3 separate regions of the Homo sapiens genome follow, and regions 1 and 3 are each linked to region 2. A link is a loop called in an ENCODE intact Hi-C map of the cell type or tissue named here. Cell type or tissue: OCI-LY7. All regions are shown on one strand.

Region 1 (8,000 bases), 470 kb after region 2:
GCTGACAGAGTAAAATAAGATAGAAGGCTTGACCACTGGATTAGGCAATATGGAAGAGCATAGTGACCTAGATAAATGCAGCTTGAGAAGAGTTTTTCTGAGGATGGAGCCATTTTAGAGTAAAGAGAGAAAGGCAAGTGAGAAAGTTGAAGCAGAGATTATAAACAACTATTTTGAGTCTTAAAGGAGTTTTACAAATACAAAAATTGATGAACAGTTTGCAGGCTATTCAGTAAAGATTATTTTGAGATGCAGTTATTTTTGCTTACTTACATAGTAATGGAATGAATGGAATGATGATGGTGTGTGTGTGTGTGTGTGTATGTGTGTGTGTGTGTGAGAGAGAGAGAGAGAGAGAGAAAGACAGAGAGAGAGAGGAAAATAATGATGTTTCAGGAGAGACAGGGGATTATTATAAGAACACAGTTTTTAAGTAGAAGATAGGAAATCAGATCCAATGGTCAAGTATAGGAACTACACTTTGGTAGGAGTATGTACAATACATCCAAAGGAGGAAATATTATTTAGCTACAGATACTTAGGTATTAGTAAATTTGGTAGTGCATATATATGACATATGTCTTTGGATTGTTTTAGTTTTTATTTTTAGTGAAATAAGGGGTAAACTGAGAGTTAAGAATGGAAAAATTTGGAGAATTCTGAGGAGAGAGAAGAATGTGTGAAATAAACATTTCGGAGAATAAGAGAATGAATTGATCAGATGAAGGCAATGTTTGAGAGTCAATTTGAAATGTGTAGTCATAAATTTAAAGTGCCATTGGTCAATATGACAAGTTTTTTTCTAGCCATGTTCAGTTTCATGAGTAAGAAGAGAACAAATGGTAAATTTAGTTTCTCTTCAGTTGTTTATTGTGAGATGTGTAAGATAGAGAGAGAAAAGAGCAAAGAATTTAGGGTCCGTGCAGGCAATGGATTGTGATTAAAATGATGAACCACCATGGAATTCTAGGCTATTTTAACAGGGAGGAAAGGACAAGGTAAGTGACTGCTGATAAACTTATTAGGGCCACTGTATTGTGGATCCCATGGAGTCAAAGAATCATTGGAGTGGAGGTACTTCTGGAAATGGATGGAGAAGACAATAAGTGGTTGTGATTTAACAGGTTTTATGCTATTGGTGATTATAAGTTCTAAGATGTGACCATGGGAGTGGGGTGGGAGAAGTGGCCTGGAGATTAGAAAATCTGACGTAAGGAGTTCTAGGAGCTGAAATACCTGGATGGTTCTTTTATGTGAACATTGCAATTATTAAAAATTATTATAGAAGAAATGTGGAGAAAAAGGCAACAATCCTAGGGTTTATGTCTTTAGTGAGTGAAGGGGGATTGTCTAAGACCATTTGTGCAGATACAACAAAATACCACAGACTGGGTAATTTATAAATCATTATTTATTACTCACAATTTTAGCAGCTAGAAAGTCCAAGATCAAGGCCATAGAAGAGATTGTGTCTGGTGAGGGCTGCTCTCTGCTTCCTTCTTGTTATATCCTCCAGAAGGGATGAACACTATGTCCTCACATGGAGGAAGGGATGGAAAGGGCAAAAGAGAGAGAGACAGTGCTCCTGTACCTCTTTTATAAGGTCATTAATCCCATTCAAGAAAGTTCTGTCCTCATGACTTAATCACTCCCTAAAGGCCCCAGCTCTTAATACTATCATATTGGTGGTTAAGCTTCAACATATGAATTTTGGAGGGGCACATACATGTAAACCATAGCAGGGATAATCAGGAGGATGAAAGATGACTGTGGGAGCAGGGGTAGAGGAGTCTGTAATCTGATGGCCTGTACTTTAGAGTAGCTAAGTGGTTTCATTTGATTTTTTTGAGAAGGCAAAAATAATGATGGGAAATAATAATGAAGGGAAAAATAATAATAGGGTACAGAGGAGCAAAAATGATGCTCTCATTTTCAGCCAGGTTAGCATTAGGATGGGAAGGAATGTTATTGGAGAGATTTAGAAGAGAAGTCATTTGCTGATGGCAGACTATGAGTTCCAAACATTACAATGAAATGTTTCTGCAGTAATGGAGGAGTAAGAAATTAGGCTGGACCAGGAGCTACAGAGAGCCTTATGAAGAGGGGAATCTTGGTCATAAGGGATGACCTGAGGTTTAGAGCTCCTTGTGATGACTGAGACAAGCAGAGATGTAGTCAAGGAAGATATTCAAAATATTTTGCTAACAACCATTATGGCATGGGCCCTCACCAGTCAGAATGGGCACCATTCTGTCATAATGGCCCAGTTATAAACAATTGTTATTTTGCTATCAGTGCTTCCAAACTGAATCCCACTTTTGGATGATGGGGCTGGTTCTCATGGCAGGCTCCTCCTTGGGTTTGTTTTTTAGGGCAGTTTGGTATGGCAAGGCTGAAAATGTGTAGTTGGAGAATATTGGGAGCTCTGTGGACTCCATCTTCAATTCTCCTAGGGCACTCCCAATTATAAATGTCTGTAATATATAGTTGTAATATTTTCTAAAAGAAAAGAACTTGGAGTTCAAAGATATAAAAGCAACCCTTGCTCTGTATTGACTAATTGCTTGAGCTTTAGAAAGTACTGTAACTGTTCTGGGCCTCAGTTCTCTCACCTACAGTATGAATTAGACTGGATTAGAACATTTCTAAGGTCCCCTTTGGTGGCAAGGACTTGAAATACGACTTATAGCTTGCTTATAAACATTTGCTTCATCTACATTTTTCAGCTGAGGTGCTATTTTGATTTTGTCATTTGCACTGAGTCTTTTCAGTCTTTTGATAAATGTTCCCTACATCAAAATGTCCCTAACTTCAAACAAGTTATTTTCAGTCTATTATGTAGTGATTTTCTGATTTGGTAAGGAAAAAGAAACCACGGAATTTCTATTTTCTATCTTAAACTTGTTCAGTCTTTCTTCTACTTACTCTTTCAATACTCCTAAGGGAAAAATAATTTTTTTTAAGTCTTCTGGGAGAATTTTTCATTTTTGCTAGTTGTTACATATTTTCCTGAAAGTTTTTAAAGTACTTAACTGTTAAGTGCATTTAAATTATTCCTAAACTTTTAAAGACTTTTTTAAAAGTTAAAGATTGCCTCCTTTGTGGTTAAAATTAAAAACAAGAAACAAGGGACCCTGAAAAAGAACTCATGCTATGTCACTTGTTTAGACAGTTTCAAGGCCACTGAGACTGTTACTAAAACTTCATCTTTTCTTAATGCTGTTCATCTTGCTGCTTCTTTTTTATTCTATGAAAAAAATATTTTTAAACAAATTGTCAGGAACTTTTGGATGCTAGACACAGAAGCGACTTAAATGGATTGTGTTAGTTACCCATTACTATGTCCCTGGTTGCTCTGAAACTGAGCTTCTTAAAAGGACCCACACTTTTTAATCTCAAGGTCTCTCTGGGTCAGGAATCTGAGCACAGTTTAGCTTGGCTCTCTATTTCATGGTCGCTCACAAGGTTATAGTCATGCTGTCAGCCAGGTGTCAGCAGTGTCATCTGGCGGCTAGAATGGTAAATGATCCACTACCTAAATCATTCAGTGGTTACTGGTAACATTCAGTTCCTTGGGCCACTGTTGGACCAAGTGTCTTAGTGAAATTGGGGAGCTCCCTGACTCCTTTGTGAGCAGGAACTGGAGAGGCTCATTTCACTCAGCCTGCCTCTGGCCACTCCTCACAGGAGGAAGCATGCAAATTAAGCGAGTGCAGAAACTGGAGCGAAGGAAAGCTGGAACGGCTGGCCACTTCTCTCTGGTGGGAGCAGGCCCTGTGCTGGCCCCACAGGATTGTCCAAATGTATTACAATGCTCTTTTAGCAGTTGCTGTCCACTGACGGCTAAGTGTTAACCAGAGCAGTGTAGAGTCAGGGCGAGAGCCTTTTACAGCCTGCCATCTTGGTACCCAGGTCCTTGTTCAGTGTCCAGGAAGAATCAGGTCTTGAAGGATGGTGAATGCGGAGGTTTTATTGAGTTATAAAGGTGGTTCTCATCTGAGATGGAAGCTGCCTCTGTCTGCTTTAAATTAGTTATCTTTATAGCCAGAATAAACAAATAACTCAGTTTTCTACTTTTCTAGTTTTTATGAGCTAAGTAGTTTAATAGACTGCCCAAAGGCAGTCTTATCTGCACCTATCTATAGCATGAAAGAAAAAGCTCAGTCTTTAAATTCAGGCAGATCTAGATTTGAAACTTCACCCTGATTAAATGACATTACCTATTCTCTCTGAGTTTTAGTTTCCTCATTTACAAAAATGTGACAACATCTTTCACACAGGGTGGTTATGAGCAATAAAACAATTACAGGAAAAGGTGCAATGCATGGCACGTAGTAGCAGTAAAATCAATTATGATTTTTACTACTATAATATTTATAATTTAATATTAATATATTTGTATTAATGATAGTAGTAATAATTATCACTCTTTTTACTTTCTCATTATGTTTTTTCCAAAAAATATGATTTCCTAAAAGCACAATAATACGTTATTTCATTATTTATAATTGTAACAATTGTATTTGTTTGTAGGATCAGGTATTCAAAAATATTTTTCCACTTTCTCCTGTGATTCATTTTGTGTGTCTGTTGCAATCTTATCAGCCAGAATGTAAATTTTGTAAAGCGTGCTAGACTGAATTTAATTGTTAGACATGACTCATTCTTTTCATAAAGACAATACAAATTTTCTTGCAAGATATTGACAGTGTAACTTGGTGAATCATATCGGATTAAATATTTTATTAATATTTAGTGATCACTAGCAATATTGTGTTAATATTTTATTAATATTTAGTAATTACTCTCCATGTGCTGTTTTATTGAGTTATAAAGATGGTTCTCAGTGGGATGGGGAGCTGGAAAGGGGATGGAGTGGGAAGATAATCTCCAACCATCTAGCTGCCTCTTCGACGTTCAGATGCTTCTTCTCTTCTCTCCTCTGCCGTGCCACTCTGTTCCTCTGCCAGTGGAGTTTGGGGTTTATATGGGCACAGGATAGCAGGGAGGGGTTGGCCACAAAGCAACATTCAGGTGCAAAAACAGGAATGCCTGTTCTCATTTAGGGTCATGGGTCCAGGCTTGAGGGTGGACCCCTCACCAGGGACCCTGCTCTCCTGCTTCCTGTCTGTATCATTAGTTCCTCCCTTGTATTGACCAAAGGTCATCTGAGTTCCTCACCAGGCATCTCACCCTTGTGGCAGCTGCTTTTTCACAGTATGCAAGCCAAGATGGCAATTGAGAGAGCATGCTAGTAAGACAGAAGTCACAGCCTTTTGTAACTAATCATGGTGTTGACATCTTATTCCTTTTGACTTATTCTATTCTTTAAAAGCAAATTATTAACCCATATTCAAGAGGAAGGATTACACAAAGGCATGAATTCTAGAAAGTTGGATTATTGATGGTCATTTTAAAAGTCATCTGCCACACAGATTCATCCACATAATTGAAAAGGTGAGGTATAACTTGTCTTCAAGCACAAATGGATCCAGAAACTTAAAAGTTGCCATCAAATGTCAGTTTCTTTCCATCACCTTTACTCCAGTTAGTTTGATTCTTAGGTGAGTTATCCTTTCACAGTAGCCCATAATGGCTCCAGATGTCTATCCCACTTGTTCAGCAATTCAGTGGAAAGTGAGTGTTTCTTTCCTATCAGTTCCAGCAGAAGTATTGGGGTTACAACCACTGATCCTGTTTGAGTCCCATGATCATTCTTTAATCAATCATGTGACTTTTATTGGCCATTCCAGGCCATGTCCCTTTTCCTGAAGGAGAAGGGACATCCCCATCTAAACAGCATGGGGTGAGACATCCATGTTGTCACATCCATGCTGTCCCATGTTTAGTGAGACATCCCTACCTAAACAGCATGGACTGAGAGTTGTGGAGAAGTACTGCCTCAGAGAATATTAGGATGCTGATCTCAAAATAAGTGGCAAAGGATTATGGCCATAAACAAAACAACAACAAATAAGTCAGGCTGTTCTACTTTAACAGAGATGGATCTAAATGCAACATGAAAGGCACACTCCTGTTTGGGGCTCTGCTGCTGAATGGTAGTTCAAGGACTCTGGACATACCATCATTGTCACACCGGAATAAACCAGACACCTCCATGACTGAGTGCATATAATGTGTGAGACATTGTACTGGGAACTTGTATGTCTTCTCATAGAATACTTGCAGCAACTTTATAAAGTTGGAATTGTTTCATCTTTACAGAGAAGGGAGTATGTTTTGACATTTGAATTCAAATCAAAGCCATACTGACCCCAAAATAGTGTTATCATGATACCATAATACATGCCAGAGTATACAAATATTTTTATCCTGTTCTATTTTACACTTATAAAAATGAGAAACTTGTATTTATATTTTTTGCTTTGTTTTATCAAATCATACTTTATTAAAGTGTGACTTGATATCTTGCATAATTTATAGTTTAGCAATCAAATAGTTTATGGAAATAAACTTGCCTAATAGGATTTGAGGCACCAAAGTACATGTAGGTACTATGTTTTAAAAAACTAGAATAAAAAATGGAAAAATAGAGTCAGGGAAAATGAGGAAGCAAAATCTTTAAACAATGCTGGAACTGGATTTGATCTTACCAAAGAACCGTCTTTCATTTCTGTTTTTCTGGGCGTCTTTATAGTTTTTTAGTGTGCCCCCTTAATATGGAAAATATGGGAAAATTAGTAAAGAAGAATAAATATAGTTGCACTTGATAACACATAGTAAGTACCAAATAAATGACTAATTGCAGAACAGAAAATATAATTCCATATGACAATTGTTTTTATCTTTTTGAACCTCAGTTTTTCCATCTATACAGATAGTGATAATCATTCAGGTTGTTTAAAGAATAGGAATAATGTATAAAAAGCAAAGTGTGTAATATGTAATGTCTGCTCGATAAGGTTTTTATGCTGTTATCCAAACAAATTAAAATATTGCCCTACATAGACTCACAAAGTAATCAATCTATTCAAATAAAGAACTTCAATAAGCCTAGTTTGACTTCATAATTTTTTAATGTTACAAACTATTATTTTTAGGGAAGGAGTAAAAGTACGAGAACTGAGTATGTAAAAGCCATGTGACTCCCTAAATGCCAAGAATGTTCTCTTACATGGCACATCTTCCCGGGTACCATAAACTCTTCTTGGGTGACTGAGTAGAGCAAGACTCTGGGAAGACAGTAATTTTCAAGACATTTTATCTGGCTCTTCTATACTCTTAAGTTTTCATTATTATTTGGGTGACTCTTAATGGACTGTTACTCATTTTTTAGATATTTCTGAATTTACACATAATATTGGTGGTAATTGTCTGAAGATTTTTGGAACATTCTCAATATTTGTAATCAAAGTTGTTAATGTTTTGTTTGCCCAAGGGAATTCTTCATCTTTTGGGTCTTCAAAGGAGTCAGAGGCAGTCTCCCATATGAAAGATGAAAGCTGCAGCTACCTGCTTTACAGGATTCCTGTGGAACTATGGTGCAGGCATGCAATCCAGGCCACTATGGGAATATTGAGCAAAATTTGAAGGAAAAGAGAAATTTGTCCACGAACAGATCTGGGGGGACAAGCATTCCAGAAAGCAGGAAGAACATCTCCAAAGGCCCCAGGGTACAGGTGCTTGTGTATTTAAGGAATAGCAAGCCATTCAGTCTGGCAGGAGTGTTTTGAGCAAAGGGCCGGGTAGGAGATTTACAAACATATGCTATACACATTATCCCAAGAACCCTTTAGAACAGAAGAAATTGGGACCAAGAGAGGTTAAGTGATTTGCCCAAGATTTCACAATAAGTAGCAAAACCAAAAGACAGAGTCTCCTCTTCATACCGTAAGTCCTGTGTTTTTACCATAATGCCATTGTGTATTCTCCTTGAAACTGCCTTAATATTTTCTTCATAACTTCCTTGCGTATTTTTTGTTAAAGCAATCAGAAGGCAGGAATCATGCCTTCTCAGGTTGGATTTTATGTAGCACAAA
Region 2 (8,000 bases):
TTACAAAATATGATATTTTTCCTGATTACTTAAAGATCACTTCTTATCTGTTGGTGGAATAATTTCTTACAGACTAAAGGCTGCTTTTCACCTCTTGGATCTCTTTGATTAACTGCTTGTTATATTTATACCTCAGAACAGGACCAAAGAAAAATTCCGTTTTTATTCTTTGTTACGTTTGAAGAGTTAATGTGAAAGAACGAGTATCGTGCATTGTCAGGAAATGGTTTTTCACGTTAGCATCAGCAAAGCAGAGCAAGTGCCCTCTGCTGTGGCTTCTTCCCATATTAGACAGGGGTGTCCTTCAGCATCTTCACTGATGATGGGCATAAATCAAATTGAGAACAGTGGTATGTAGTGAATTTAGTGCAACTGCATTTTTTAATATGTAAGTAGGCTTAGGTTTTTATCTCCCTTATCTTAAGCCCCGTCAAGATCAAACTCAAGCAAGCATTCACATCCACAATTGAATCTCACCAGCCTTTTTCTTTAAGTTAACATTAGTTCAAACTCTCCCCACTGCTTCTGTCAATAGATCTTTTAAAGACAGGCATTAGAGTTAAGTTTGCCTTAGTCTTTTTCCCCCCTTCCATATAGCTTCAAGCCCAGGGGCTTCTTTTAATAGCATTAGTTAAGGCCCAGAATTGTGTAGACATTTGTGAAGGAAACTTGAAGTTTGGAACAGAATTGGCCTTTATAGTTTTTCCATGGGGGGAAAAAAATCTTCTTATGAGAATAAAGGCTGCCTACTAATCTGCTACCATCTGGAGAATGGAGAAGCCAGAGGTTGTTGGCACCAGGTCACATCCCTTATGTAAACTGTCAAATTCTTTTCATATTAATGGCATATTGAGTTTAATCTGAGGGGGTTTGGTATCAGTCAGAGCTTATTGAATGATTTTTTTTTTGCAAGGGAGGGCTCCTAGTATTGTTACAATATGAGAGAAAGACACTGAGTACTCCCGAAAATCAACCATTTGATTCATAAAAGTCTTCCTTGTACTCCCACTTTCCACCATTTAGTGATGTTTGAAGCCATGAGTAAAAATCCTCTGAGTTCTTCCAAATAACTCTTTTCCATCTGACTTTATTGAAGAAAGTATGAATACGTCTTAAATTCAATAAGAAAACCAATTGATAGTTATCATACTTATCCCCATACTTGAAATAAAATAGTAGTGAGCCTAAGATTCTGTTTTTCTTACAGATTATTTTGCACATATGTGCATGTGAGTATAAATATAGATGTGCATTTTGGTGCTTTAGGGTGTAATAGAACAGCTAAAATCACCCCAAGTCTTATGAGGCTCCTGCTAGCCAAGTGGTAAAGAATAAAAATCCTTACTTTTTGGTTATGAAACCTTTAGCCTCTTGTGGACACAGGGCCAAACAGATTGCAAATGTCTTGACAGCTCTATTCACAGCAGAAGCTTATTCCCAAAACTGGTGCAGATTGATTTTGTTCGTTCTAAAACTGTTCCGTTCTCCCCCTCTTATAAATAAAAATAGACCCACACACTCATTCCCAGACCTTTTGATAGGTAAGGGTTGAACTCTCTAAACCATAGCATGGAAACCCACGTAATCATGTTATTCCCTGGGATAGACATCCATAGTGCAAGCTAAAAGAAGTGGTGAATAAAAGCCGCTGTTGTATTCTGTACTATCCACATAGGATATTTTGGCAAAACAGGTCTAACACTGAATAAATATTTCTTGAACAAATAAATAAAAGAATGACTACAAACTCTCATTTTACCTGGACAGTCTTCTGCTTGCATAAGGAGCATGAAGAAACAAAACCTAAAAATTACGGCCAACAGGATTAAGTAAAGAAGCACTGAGATATCTAGCTTTGGAAAATTCTTTTAAATTCTGAAATGAGAGCATTTGTCCTTGGGGCCTATATTCCACTGGCACTTCTTACCCCCTGGTTTCATATGTAAACCAGAAAATGAAAACCAGACCCACTGACCCAAAGGAGATGAAGCATGTTTCTTTTGCCCATTATATTTCTCTGCTCACGCCTAGATGCCTTGCCTTCTCTGTCCTCTGTGTTTGAAGTTGAGAGCTGGGAACAGACATGAGATTGAGGTCCCAGGGAGAAGCCAAGTTCAGCCTGAGCTGGTGAACTCACTGAGACTAAGGGCAGATAATGTGAACTAAAGATACTCACTTATGACATTTGTGCCAGTAAGGGAAAGACCCACTGCGCCTTTACAAACAGGTTTCTTTTTGGTTGTCTTAACGGATGGCGCCTAGCTGAACGTCTTGGCAGTTTTCCTTAAGTAAGCGTCTCCAATTGATGATGATGGGAATGAGCTTAACACACAAGCCAGTATTACATAGGATTTTCTGCCAAAGACATTGAATGCACCAATTCTGAAGGGAATCATCATAAGGGACAGCGGGCTGATCTTACAAAACATCAGCATGCTTATGCAAGACCCCAACAGCAACAAAAATGACAAAGAATTAGGTGAAAAGGAAGGCAAAAGCTTGGGAAGAAACATGAAAATGTCCGTGTGAAGACATGTGTAAAAAAACAATGGAAGTGCAAAACTGATTTTAGTATTATATTTTGTTGGCAATAAATTCCATCCCGTTGTTTGAATGCATTTTGATCCTACGCTGCAGTGTCCATGTGCTAATAATTTAAATAATTACTGTTAACGTTATAGTAAACTCTAACTTCTAAAAGGGCAGTTAGTCCAGATTTTCTCCAGTAGTCAAGCACTGTATCTGTGAATGACTTAAGAATCTTTTCATGGCAGGTTCCCTTTGGCGGCCCCCTCCTCCCTAGCTTTCTAAACTTCTCACTTGCAAAGCAGCAAGCAGGTTTGTATTCATTCTTTTCAGCTTGCTTGGATTTTATCTGACTGCAGAGAACCGTGACTGGACAAAGATTGTGGTTTGGGGCGGTGACTGCTGTGACGGCACCCTTTGCTCCCATTGTGTGCTTTACAAGGGACTCGCTCTGCCAGAGCTCCTTTCTCCTTCCCCCGGTCTAAACCAGAGAGCTCCGAGGGCTGTCTGGCGCAGGACCAAGAGGCGGAGTTCAGCACCGCGGCCAGCAGGGGGCGTACTTGCCAGATAAGAACAGGTTTCTCGGTGCCAGAGTAACTCACATCACGCACGTTCTCTGCCGGGCTGTCCTTTTTAGTCAATTTGGCTCAAGATTAGACTCCAGAAGCATTTTATTTTGCCCTCTAAGGTCCCGGCCCACACCTGTATGACTGTCTGTCCACGCTGCTGTTTGCAGTTTCTTTTTGTTGTTAACAGTAGGCTCTGCTTTGCCATCCCTGCCGTCTGGTCACCTTTTACTTAGAAATTGGAGAGTGGTTTTCTTTCCCTCTCCCTGTATCACAGGTCAAGTTGAAGGGTACGGTCACCTGCAGGGAACAGGACCAAGTGTGTTCATTGAGCATTTTGCTGTTTTACATGACCTCGCCATAAAGGAGTGTCTCTACGAGAAAGGAAAAACCTGTTTCATAACGCAGTGCAGAGCTTTGTTTTCTCTCGTCAGGGTGACAGCCCTTTGGTTCCTGCCAGTGGGTATGCGACAGGAAGGTGGGGAAACTGGATCATGAAAATTCCACGGCTGGCAATTGCTCATTCTTTAGCCTTCTAGCCAGAGGATAGTGTCTGGTTCCCAGGGTGGCTCAGTACAGTATTTAATTCAGAGAGCCCAAACCTATGCCATTAGCATTTTATTCTTTAAAAAAAAAAAAAGAGGATGACCCTTGGTAATTTATAAGCAGCTTCAGCATAGTCTGGCACGAGGGGGTGATTGAGGAAGCGTTTTGTTTTTTGAAACTTGGATTCAGTGAACTTGTTGACTGGACTTTGCTGGGTAATGTTTTTCCCCGACAGCGAGCCATCTGCACAGGAAAAGTTCACAGTGCAACCCCGGGGCTTGTTACCACAATGTGGTGCTTTATGACTGGGAGCCTTTTCTTGAACGCCTGAGCCACTAGGTTCCTGTGCTCTCTGCCCCAGGTTGGATTACAAGTTGCCCCAGTGCTGGAGCAATTCCCACTCTGGCTGGGGCGGACACGGGAGCAGAAACCCCACAGCAGGTGCTGATGCTTCGGATATCTTTTTCTGTAGGCCCCTAAGCCCTCTTCCCCCACTCGCTCACAGTTCCCAACCCTTGCCGCCCTGGGCCCCATTCTTGGATTAGTTCTCAGGCAGCTGAAAATACTGATGTGCTACTTCCTGTTGAGAGAGAGAGAGAAGAGAGAGTGCACCCGTGCAACTGCAACAGGTACCCCCCAGGGAGGAATGTGAAATCACTGAGCTCAAATCTTAGATGGCTTTCAGAAGTCTGTGTAGAGTGAGTTTACTTTCGTTTGTTTTTAGCAGAAGCCCATTATTTAATGGCAGCAGGTTTGTTTTCAAGTCCCTTGGAAGTAACTTGGTGGTATTTCAGGTATATACGGATATAGAATCCAAACTCTGGTATTTATTGGTTCTTACTTTGCTCACATCAATTGGTCTGTTTAAGCCAGTCATGTGCACAATAGGGTTCCAACATTAATTTTTTTTCAGAAACTGAGATTTACTTGCTGTCCTCTTTTTCTACTATTAGAATCATTAATACCTGCCCGCCCCCACCCCCACACACACACTTTTTCATTTTAAAAGTCATCTCTAGGAGCTGTCTTTCCCAGAGCCTCATTGTTCATGAATTATATTGTGAATCCATTTGGACACCGACCAGGAAGTTGCTATAATTGCTCACATGCAAGTAAAAGCTTTCTCTGTGTATTAATTAGTTGATACAAGGGATTAAGATGATTACATGAAAGGCATTGCTACTTCCCTCTGAATAGTTAGACCAAGGTGGGTGCCAAGGCATCATTTGATCCCATTTGCTCAGCATGTTCCCTTGATAAAGGCACAGAATTTGAACAGTGAGGTTTCCGGAGGCAGCAGAACGTGGGAATCATTTGGATTCACTGTGTCTGTTGATGTGAAATGTGGGATATTAATCAAGGCTAATTACATGCAATGGGTTTGGAACCAACTGAAGGCCAGTTCAGGGCATGGTTCTCTATGTAATTACGGACTTTAAGGTACCAGGGTAATTACTGGAAATTAGAGGCCCTTCCTTTATGGGTCTTGCCTCTCAAAATGTGAAAACAGTTTCTTTCACCATTAGGAGGTAGGTCTCTCCTCAGAGTTTGGTGTTAAACAGATACAGCCAGCTTTTAAGTAGGTCTTGGTCATGCTATGTCAGCTTTCTAGAGTTAGGGCAGTAATCCAGATAATTCTGGCCTACTTTTTTTTCCCTGTCAGTGATCTTCTGATATTTTAATTCAAAATAAAAAGTGGTGTACACTTGCTTAGGAAGTGGAATTTTAATAGTTCACTGTCCTTTTGTAGAAGATCATTTCCTCTTGTGTTGTTTGTTTGCTTTTTTTTTTTTTTTTTTGGTCTCCCAGGCTGGAGTGGCATGGTGCAATCTTGGCTAACTGCAGCCTCCCCCTCCCAGGTTCAAGTGATTCTCCTGCCTCAGCCTCCCAAGTAGCTGGGATTACAGGCACATGCCACCATGCCTGGCTAATTTTTTTGTATTTTTAGTAGAGATGGGGTTTTACCATGTTGGCCAGGCTGGTCATGAACTCCTGACCTAGGTGATCCTTCCACCTCAGCCTCCCAAAGAGCTGGGAATATATATATATATATATATATATATATATATATATAAATATATATATACACACATATATATATAAATATATATACACACATATATAAATATATATACACATATATATAAATATATATACACATATATATAAATATATATACACACACATATATAAATATATATATACACACATATACATAAATATATATATATATACACACATATACATAAAAATATATATATATATACACGTATATATATTTTAAGGGTAGTCTGCAGTCCTTTCTATTAATACATTTAATATCTTTTTACTTGGAAATTTGAGTTGCTTCACAATGTATGAGTGTTTGGAGATGCTACTTTTTTTGAGGAAGCCCCTTCCTAGAGGGCTGGGAAAGCCACCATTGTGAGACTCTTGTGGGAAGGTGAACATTCACCCCCAATACAGAAAGCCCCAAAACCCAGATTCTTGTTTCCTGGATCTCTGGTAGCATATGTCTTTATGCTCATCTGGGGGTTAATATGCTAAGTATAGATTTAACTATGCGTATCTTTGCTTACAGGCATGTGTTTATTAAAAGCTCAGGAAAAGGACTTGGCCACTAAGGTCAACAGAACCAAGGTGGGAGGAACTAGTGATTTTTATAAGTCATATATTTAGCTGTCCTGACATTGTTCTTTTTAAGTGCTTTCAGAATTAGTTCCTATTATAGATACACCATTTCTGAATCTGAAGACCGAGAAGGATTTGTAAAAGTATGGAGGGCTTATGATAATTTTATAAAACTGAGGTTTTGTATATTTTATATATAAGATATTCTGTATCAAATTTTTTAAAAAATGTTTTTTCAACTAGTTGATTTCATCACAAGGCTCAAACCCTACAAATTCTGAAGTTTTATTTATGTTGGCATTTCTGATTCTGTTATGTTCCACAATTATTTGTATGTTCTCTGTCTAGAAAGTCTATGTCTATGTCTAGCCTCACTGCATGTTCCTGACTTGGGTTTGAGGATGGCCAATGGAAGAAGGAGTCATTGTGTCTCTAAATTGGGGCATTTAAGGACTGCAGCTGTCAGTTTCTTTCCTGATGGCTTTACCCTTTGTTTGATCACTCAAGTGTTAATGCAGTGCTGCTGCTGGCCTGATTTCACCATTGCTTCCCCTCCACTACCTGCCTAGGCATGTCCTCTCTGTAGGAATTGCCAGGCTTCTCCCTGGTCTAACTGTCTCTCAATTCTCTTTTCTGGCTTTCCCATGGGTTGTTCTCTCCCCACGATCTTTATTATTCCTCTTTGTCTTTTCTCCTTTTTTTCTTCCCCTCCCCTGTAGAAAAATGGGTCTGTATTTTGATAGCTACGGGGTATATATGTGTATATGCAGAGGGGTATATGTGTGTTTGTATAAAGCTTGAATATAGGCCAGGCACAGTGGCTCACACTTGTAATCTCAGCACTTTTGGAGGCTGAGGTGGGAGGATCACTTGAGCCTAGGAGTTTGAGATCAGCCTGGGCAACACAGCAAGACCCCATCCCTACAAAAAAAATTAAAACGAGCTGGGCATGGTGGCATGTGCCTGTAGTCCCAGCTACTTGGGAAGCTGAGGTGGGAAGATCATCTGAGCCCAGGAGGTCGAGGCTGCAGTGAGCCATGATCTAGCTAGCCATTGTACTTCAGCCTGGGTGACAGTGAGACCCTGACTGTAAGAAAATAAAATAAACAACAATAACAAAAAAGAACTTGAATGTAAATATTAGAAACACATTCTTCATTCCCAGCCACTCGCTACTTTGCCTCACATGTCCAGTGCCCAGTGCCACACCCCTTAATTTCTTGGCATATCCTAGAAATGCATATAGACCTCCACCTAGGTTTTCCCTATCTGCAGCCTTCAGGGAACCTGGCTATTGTTTTTATAAAGTTAATGGTCCTGCTACTCTTGTGAGAGAATGCTGCTGCTAGAGCCCTGTGTATGAATGTCTGCCTTTTGTCTTCCCTTTCTTGGGAGTCTTGGGTGTCTTAGTTTCGGACATCCCAACCTGGGGCAGGGGTGGGTGGATGGGATCCTGTGTCTCAAACTTCATTTGTCTGTCATGGTATTCTCTCACCTCTCCAGAGTACATAAATGACTTTTTCGGGCCCCAGAGCTTGAAAGTATGCACAGGTACATGTGCCCACACACATTCTGCCTCTAGTACAAGGGTAAGCCCAAGGTCATTGAAGTAAGTCAGCAAAACTGGAAGCCAGGGTTGTTGATTCTGTGCCTTATTCCTTGCAAGCCCTCTCAGATTTTCTGGAAGAACTTATATACATTTTTCTCTTCCCCCTGCATTTTAAAGATTTA
Region 3 (8,000 bases), 51 kb after region 2:
TGTCATTCTTCCCTACCAGCTAAATATAAAAGCACCCATGCATTGCTCACCTGCATAAAGAGAAGAAGGAAAGTCTGATTTGTTATTACAAAGGGATTTATTTCAAAAAGGAAAGTGAAGGGATGACAGATAAGTGCACTTAAACCTTTTGAGCATTACAGAAAGCTTGTAGAATTCGGGTAACTGAATGTAATCTCTGTATTCTCCGTTAACGATAGAGCCTCTTGGACAGACTGAAGTTGTGCCTGGAACCATAATACTCTCTTTATGCCACTGTCTTCCTTCTTAGCAGGCCGAAAGGCACACACTCATGGCTGATTCATCTGCTCTCCACCTGCTGGCCCCCTTGTGAGCCAGAGCTTTTGGATCTGATGTAGCCTTTTGGGTGTTTGCACAAAGGGCTGGCACATTTGCAAGTGGTATGTCTGCTTGCAAAGCAGTGGGACACCAAAAACATTAAACACAGATTGTTTGGGGTTTAAGCAAATCTAAGACAAACAAGTTGAATATCTGAGACTATTTCTTAAAAAAAAAAAGGAAGCACATATTTCTGATTTTCATAACTGAATGATATCATGGCTATTTCCCAACTCTGGATAATACTAAGATAGCTGCCCTTCCAGAGGTGTCTGGCATATGTAAAATCTTTCAAAAGCAAAGGTAAGAACACACTAAAAGAGGAGAAATATTGTCTGGTCTGTGTGAAGATTGGCCATAGTTGGTTAAAATAAACAAACAAACGAAAAAACAGTACTAATTGAGCTTAGTGATATTAACTTGGTAAATTAAGCCAGTTTGTCTCTTTGCTTTATCTGTCTTGTGGAATCTGTATCAGTGGAAATTAAATAGTCTTTACATTTGATGAACCCTGTTTAGGTGTTGGAAATACCCATCTATTTGTTAAAAAGGCAAGGTCCCATGATTTAGTGAATGGGGGATACAGACAGCCTTTATTCAAGTAACTGAATAAACAAAAGAATTAGAGAGTGTGATGAGTTTGAATAAAAAATATAGTTCATAAAAACCAGAAATGTGATAGAGCATAGTGGCTGGAAGAAAGTTACCCAAGTGGCTTGGGTAGTCAATGAAGTTGACTCCAACATGCAGTAGTACTTGGACTGAGGCCAGAAAAATTAGAAAGAGGCCAGGCATAGCAACTCATGCATATAATCCCAACCCTTTGGGAGGCCAAAGTGGATCACTGGAGGTAACGTCGACCTCAAGTGAGATCGTGTCTCTAAAAAAAATAAATAATTTATTTTTAAAATTAGCTGCATGTGGTGGCACGTGCCTATAATCCTAGCTACTTGGGAGGCTGAAGTGTGAGGACCACTTGAACTCAGGAGTTCCAGCCTGCAGTGAGCTATAATTACACTACTGCACTCCAGTCTAGGCAACAGAAGGAGACCCTGTGTCTTTAAAAAAAGACAAAGAAAAAAAGAAAGAGAGTGAGAAAGAGCCAGGAGACATAGGTTTTAGTGGCTCTGTGAGGCATAAAGTCCTGGGTGACCCCATGGATATTTCAAAGAGGTCTTCACATTTCCTTGTATCACAAAATTTGATGGGTGACTAATAAAACATGTACAGATGTGCCTTAGAATACATGTAGCATTATTATCCCCCAATAATATGCATGCTAGTGAGTACAAATTCATATAAAAAGTTACTGCACTAGAGTACTTTTTGTCATGTTGTACTTTTTAGTGTTCAGATAACAGAAATACAGCTGCTTCATGGAAGAGTTTTCATTCTTGAAAATACTATGGACCGTTGCTATATAATATTGTTAGGTGCATGAGGATGATTTGTCCACTCTTGTAACAGAAAAAGAAAGCATAAAATGCCTAGCAAGATGGTGTACCTGTAGTCCTAACTAATCCAGAGGCTGAGGCAAATTGCCTGAGGCCAGGAGTTGGAGGCTGTAGTGTGCAATGATCACTGATCCTGTGAATAGCCACTGCCCACTCCAGCCTGGAAAACATAGCGGGAACTGACTAAGAAAGAAAAAAAGACATACAATAATATATAGATGGTCTTCAACTTACAATTTATGCACTTTACGATGGTATGAAAGGGACACACATTCAGTCAAAACTATACTTTGAATATTGGGTTTTGATCTTTTCCCAGGCTGGCGATATGCAGTACAGTATCTGTCACGAAGCTGGGCAGCAACAGTGAGTTGCAGTTCCCAGTAAGCCGCGCAATCACTAGGGTAGACAACTAGTACTTGGTGGCTCATGCCTGGAATCCCAGCACTTTGGGAGGCTGAGGTGGGAGGGTTGTTTGAGCCTAGGAGTTTAAGACCAGCCTGGGCAACATATGGAAACCCTGTCTCTCCAAAAAAAAAAAAAAATATATATATATATATATATAGCCAGGTGTGGTGGCACATGCCTGTGGTCCCAGCTACTAAGGAGGCTGAGAGGTAGGAGGATCACTTGAGTCCCAGGAGGTCAAGGCTGCAGTGAGCCATGATCATGCCATTGTACTCCAGCCTGGGCCACAGAGCGAGATGAGACCCTGTCTCAAATAAATAAATAAATAAGTAAATACATACATACATACATACTCTAAAGTTTATTGTGTGGCCAGATGATTTTGCCAAACCATAGGCTAATGTAAGCGTTCTGAGCATGTTTAAGGTAGGCTAGGCTTAGCTATGATGTTTTGTAGGTTACATGTATTAAATGCACTTTCTACATACAATAATTTTCAACTCACAATGAGTTCGTTTATCAGGAAATAAGCCAATCATAAGTCAAAGGAGCATCTGTATAGGTCTAATGGTGAAATGGCACATGCTTATTTTCAAGTTAGATTTCAAATCATATTACATTTATCTTATAATTAAATTGACTAAATGTAAGAGAATGGAAGCTTGGAAAATAGACACAAATGGTGTTTTCTTTAGTATGATACATTTAAATATTGTGTATGACTACATGACCAGGGTATGAATGACTGCTAAGTACCCTGAGCTATCACTGTTAAGATAATTTAGTAAAAGAAACAGCAAATACATCTTGATCCACAGTGATTACTACCCATTCACTCTGCTTAAGGCAGATCTGGTTGGTACCAAGCAGTCAGAAACACTCACACATCCTCGAAAACTTGCTAATTATAGTTTGAAGGCCAGCTCTTCTCGTAACCTCTTCAGAAGAAAATCATAAGATGGCAGACTTATTCGGTTCAACCTAACAAACATTTATGTTTTTAAATAAACTGAACTCCACTAGGAGCTCCCCCTTGCCTACCAGATGAAAGACAGAATAGTTAATTTGGACTCACCTAGACACAGATACAAATAGATGCTCAACATTTTGTGCCTGTGATCTTGAGAACAGCATAGCCAACTGAAAGTAGCCAGATAACCAAGATCATGCTTTTTTATGTGTTCAGATTGAAAGCATTTTCATTTCTTATCTGAGACCTTTTTAGTTTTTTATTTTCTTAGTAACTGGTTTCTTGAATTCTTTCTTAAGAGGACTTTATTGTATTGAGAGTGAAGGGCCCCACCCTTTTCTCACTCTTATTGATTCACTGCCTTTATAAAGCTTTTAGTGACAAACCAGATGTGGTATGCAAACAGACTCCACAAGCAAGTACAGCGAGAGAAAGCCTCGGGTACAGTACATGAGACCAGTTTTTGTTATAGCAGAGTGACACAGTGATTTATGAAGTGTCAAACCCTCTTGCCGTTGAAGAATTCCAGCCTTCACATCTGTCTTTCGTGTTTATTTCAGTTGCCCTGGTGACACACTGTCCCCGTAAGCCCTGAGATGGTTCTGTGGACCTTGTAGCAAATGAATGGAGGGCTGTTTCCCCCCTTTAAAGAAAGGAAACAAAGCATGAATGAGAAATCAGGATGGAATGGGAAAGTAAGTCATTGTGCTTTGTCGCTGTTGCTCCACTTCATCCCACCTGGCCCAGCCAGAGTGGTGCTTACAGTTCAAAGAGAAAGGAAACTTTGCGTGAAGATTTTGATGTGACTTGAAGCTCCCAGAATGAAAATGCACTAACTGCTCTCCTTTTCTTAAAATTACTTATTTTTAAAGTAAAAATATTCAAATAAATTCACTTAAGCACAGTTGCATATTTTTTTAGACTAAGTCATGGTGTTCAGGTAGATGTCTAATTTTACATTTTCTGCAGTGTGTGCTTTCCAAGGGGATCGCTTCGCTCCATGCCCCAAAGAAACAACAATCGTTTTCTCAGTGTTTTATTTTGGAAGACACTCTTTCAAAGACCTCTGTATGTTTTTCCCTTAGAACTTTGACACCCTACATGTCTGTTTATTGTTTCAGTATCATATAGAAATTCTGAACAGGGCTTTCTACAGGATGAAATGGATTAAGTGAGAAAAAGTTTTCCAAAAGGATTAAGCTAGGAAAACCTGGTGTGACCTTGTCAAGACAAGATTGTTTTTATTCCTTTGCCTCAATAAATGGTCCTGTGTTTTTGAGCAAAGGAGTTATGAAAAGGTAAACAGCCCATTTTGTAAAAATCTACATTTCAGCACATGTACTCCTGCAGTTTTAACTGATGTTCTATAAGCAGAATCAACAATTGGACCATGATTCTGCTCACTAGGTTCCGACTTTTAGAATTAGGATATTTTGATGGTTAAAACTTTGCATGGGCAACAGCTAATATATGATCTCATTAATAAGTGGAAATGAAGAACAACGACAGGGTAATTCAAGTTCTTGTGGCAACTACCTTTGTGTCTCTGGAAGAGGAATATCTTCATTGGTTGAAAGCATATTCATTAAACTAATGTAATAACATATTATAGAAATAGATTTATTCTCTGTAACCACACATCTCAAATATCATTACATCAAATGAAACCGGTTGGATCTTGTTTTTAAATTTGGGTCACAGGGATCTTTAAGGGGAGGAACCTTGGGAATAATTAACATGGTTCCTCTCAATGACTGGAAATACAGAAAATACTTTCCATTGAGTTTCTAGGAATTCAAGTAGAACAAAAAGATAAAGTTCAGGTGGCTTTGTGATTCAAAGCTGTGGTTTTTGCCTTTCAGCCATGCCTAATGAAAACATTGCCATACGTTGTAGGAACTAGTGTTGCTTTTCTAAAATGACTTGATCTTCAGCAGCTCATAGGGGTGCTTTGGGGGAGCTGAGGTTACTGAAGTATACCTAATGGAAATGGCTACAGTGGTACCTTGTCTTTGGCAAAGGAAGATTCTTGCCCTGAGAATTTTTAGGTATTTTTTTTTTTGGCATGGTGTACCTCGGCTTCCCAATGGGTACTAATTGACTGGGAACGTCATTTGCAATCCTTGAACATCCTTCTGCCCACCAGTCCCCCAGGCTTTGCCTGTTCCATTGTTCTCCACAGTGGCTGCCCTTCTATTAAGCATGATCAGGACTCCGGAGCTCTCCTCTCCAGAGATGTGTGTGCATTATCAACTCTCCTACTAACACCAAAATCCTGTCAATCACAGTGACCTCCAGGGCCTCCAGCAAGCCTAGTAAACAAGGGACCGATGTCTGCAATGGCTTTTTATTCACTTTTTTTTTTTTTTTTCCGAGTGGGGCTTTCTAATTACTCAGTTGTGTATGCAAACACTGAAGGAGCATTAGGCGCATCAAGTGGGCCTCTGCTTTTATTAGGAAACCCTTTTATTTTCTAAATAGAATATGTCAAACATAGTCTTTCCTTTTTAGACAGTTAACCTTTCATCTCTCCTGTAGCAGAAATTCCAGTCTCTGGGGCTTGCTAATTTTGTATTTGAAATATTCTAAAGCAGAAGGAAAATGCTGTTTACAGTGCCTTCATTAAAAAGCTTTTAATCCTGTTTTGTTGTTGCATATATAGTTTGGATCCCTGCTGAGTACACTTCATTGCATAAGAAAAATACAGTATTTTTAAAAGATATACCAATCAACCCAACCCAATTCTACTTTGACCCTGACAATTGAGTAGACAAAAACGCTTTTATAGTGTTCATACTTAGCAGATTATAATGAAAATATGAGTTTAATAGATCCTTAAGAATGTGTTTCTAAGTGATGTACAACCTTATTTTTGAAAAAGTCTTTTACGTAGCCTGCTTCGTTTGTTCTCACACATTATCACATACATTGCATAATATAACCGTACCACTTGTAATATGACTTGTCACAGAACATGATTCAGACATAATGCAGCGCAATTTGTTTGACGTTGTTTCCCAGTGATTTTCATATCTTGGCATATACAGAAAACCAAGATCTTTATTGGGCACACAAGAAGAGGCTAAAAGGATAATAATGATAGTGAGCACTTTTAAACTTTTCTCATATATTGAATTTAATATTCACAACAACCGTATGAGGTCAGTACTATTACTAGTGTTTACAGATGAGGAAACTAAAGTACAAGAAGCACCGAGTGATTTGTCCTGAAGTCACAGAGCAGTAGGTGGCCGACCTAGGCAGTCTGGCCCGGAGTTCAGTACTTTTATCACTGTGCTTCAACACACCTGTAACCCTCTCCTGAGTCACCATGATTGTATAGGAGTGGAGAAAAGAACAGAAACCATAATTTGCATGATGAATACTGTGAGATAGCATCATTGTCTTCTAGTTTCTCCTCCCTGCACCCTATAACCTGTAAGCTTTTATAAATACTGGACTTTTTTCCATCTTTTTTTTTTTTTAGTAACAGTGTTATTGAGATGTAATTTACATACCATAAAATTCATGAGGTGTAAATGTACAATCAATGAATTTTAGTGTATTTACAGAGCCATCCAGTCATCACGATATAATTTTATGACGTGTGTATTCTAGAAAGGTTGATACCCATTTATAGTCATCCCCTGTGCCTACCCCCAGCCCTAGATAGCCTGTCATCTATTTTCTGTCTCTATATACTTGCCTTTTTGGGACATTTTGTACAAATGGAATCATACAATATGTGTTCTTTTATGTCTGACTTCTTTCACTGAATATAATATTTTTGAGGTTCTAGATATTGGACTTTTATGTAACATATTTTATTATTTTTCAGACATCACTGAAATGTTTCCTAAGCCTACAGAGGAGCAAGGAGCCCTGGCTTTACTAAATAAATGCTGTGGTTTGCAGCTGTCACACATGGTTTAGATTTACCATTGAGGGAAAACATCATCACCATCATCATAAGCTTCCCAGATAATTAAGTACTTAGATGTGGGCTTCATGGTATTTAAAGCATTCTTTCTTTTACGGCCATATGTGTAGTGTATCAAAGAAGCAGTTTGGGAGGAACAGGAGTTGTCAATTCTATAAAAACAAAAATAACTTGAAGTGGTTATTTCTCATAATATAGTTAAAACAGTTGTTTGATTAACAGATTAGCAGACCAACAGGTTGTTTTGGGCACTACATAGACACAAGCCCAAGTCATTTCCTTTCATAGAGGTTTTTCTTTTTTACTTTTGAGGATTAAATTCTCTTGATTCCTGTATATCGTGGCTGCTTAAAAAAAATAAAACTCAACCAGGCATGGTGGCTCAGGCCTATAATCCCAGCACTTTGGGAGGCCGAGGCGAGAGGATTGCTTAAGGCCAGGGTTTGCCACCAGCCTAGGCAACATAGTGTAAACTCGTCTGTCCAAAAATTAACACACACACACACACACACACACACACACACACACAAAACTAGCCAGGCATTGTGGTGCCCATTTTTGGTCCTAGCTACTTAGGAGGCTGAGGCAGGAGGATCACTTGAGCCCGGTTACTTGAGGCTGCAGTGAGCCATGATTATACCACTGCGCTTCAGCGTGGGCGACAGTGTGAGACTGTGTCTCAAAAATGAAATAAAATTCTAGTGTCTAGGGCTGTAGGTCATTTGAATTGTAAGGATAAGTAACCCAACATAAATGGTAATTCAACAAATGGATGATGTAACAAGCTCTACAGTAAAATAAACCCTGTTCATTTTTAAACTGCTTTGGGATGATTTTTAGTTTCTTGGGCTTGGATTCTCCTGTGTACAAC

What was found. Peaks named below come from ENCODE experiments on the same cell type or tissue, not always from the same donor. Only the 100,000 strongest peaks of a DNase experiment are listed, where the experiment ranks them.
Region 1: a loop joins it to region 2, with 11 times the contacts of the local background. A loop is called at or near these places in 10 of 110 quality-filtered maps.
Region 3: it touches region 2 in a loop (6-fold over the local background); 5 of 110 quality-filtered maps call a loop at or near these places.

The regions. Positions count from the first base shown.
Region 1 is chr5:107,100,356-107,108,355 of GRCh38, reverse strand. No RefSeq gene overlaps it. Among named protein-coding and RNA genes, the nearest start is that of LINC01950, 93 kb to the right of the region's middle. In OCI-LY7, a CTCF peak has its summit at 3,500 (motif pointing left); a DNase peak (open chromatin) is centred at 3,475.
Region 2 is chr5:107,567,272-107,575,271 of GRCh38, reverse strand. The region is part of intron 1 of EFNA5 (ephrin A5); the gene reads left to right. Among named protein-coding and RNA genes, the nearest start is that of EFNA5, 100 kb to the left of the region's middle. RefSeq lists enhancers at 1-1,457, 2,930-3,224, 3,235-3,384, 3,955-4,234, 3,845-4,556 and 2 more. In OCI-LY7, CTCF peaks have their summits at 2,877, 3,079 (motif pointing right) and 3,950; DNase peaks (open chromatin) are centred at 3,091, 3,911, 4,241, 6,761 and 1 weaker place; H3K4me3 peaks cover 3,546 bases; H3K27ac peaks cover 5,015 bases.
Region 3 is chr5:107,515,833-107,523,832 of GRCh38, reverse strand. The region is part of intron 1 of EFNA5 (ephrin A5); the gene reads left to right. Among named protein-coding and RNA genes, the nearest start is that of EFNA5, 150 kb to the left of the region's middle. RefSeq lists an enhancer at 3,682-4,183 and a silencer at 6,458-6,507. In OCI-LY7, no CTCF peak of the experiment used is centred here; DNase peaks (open chromatin) are centred at 3,672, 5,092, 6,502 and 6,820; H3K4me3 peaks cover 2,926 bases; H3K27ac peaks cover 5,077 bases.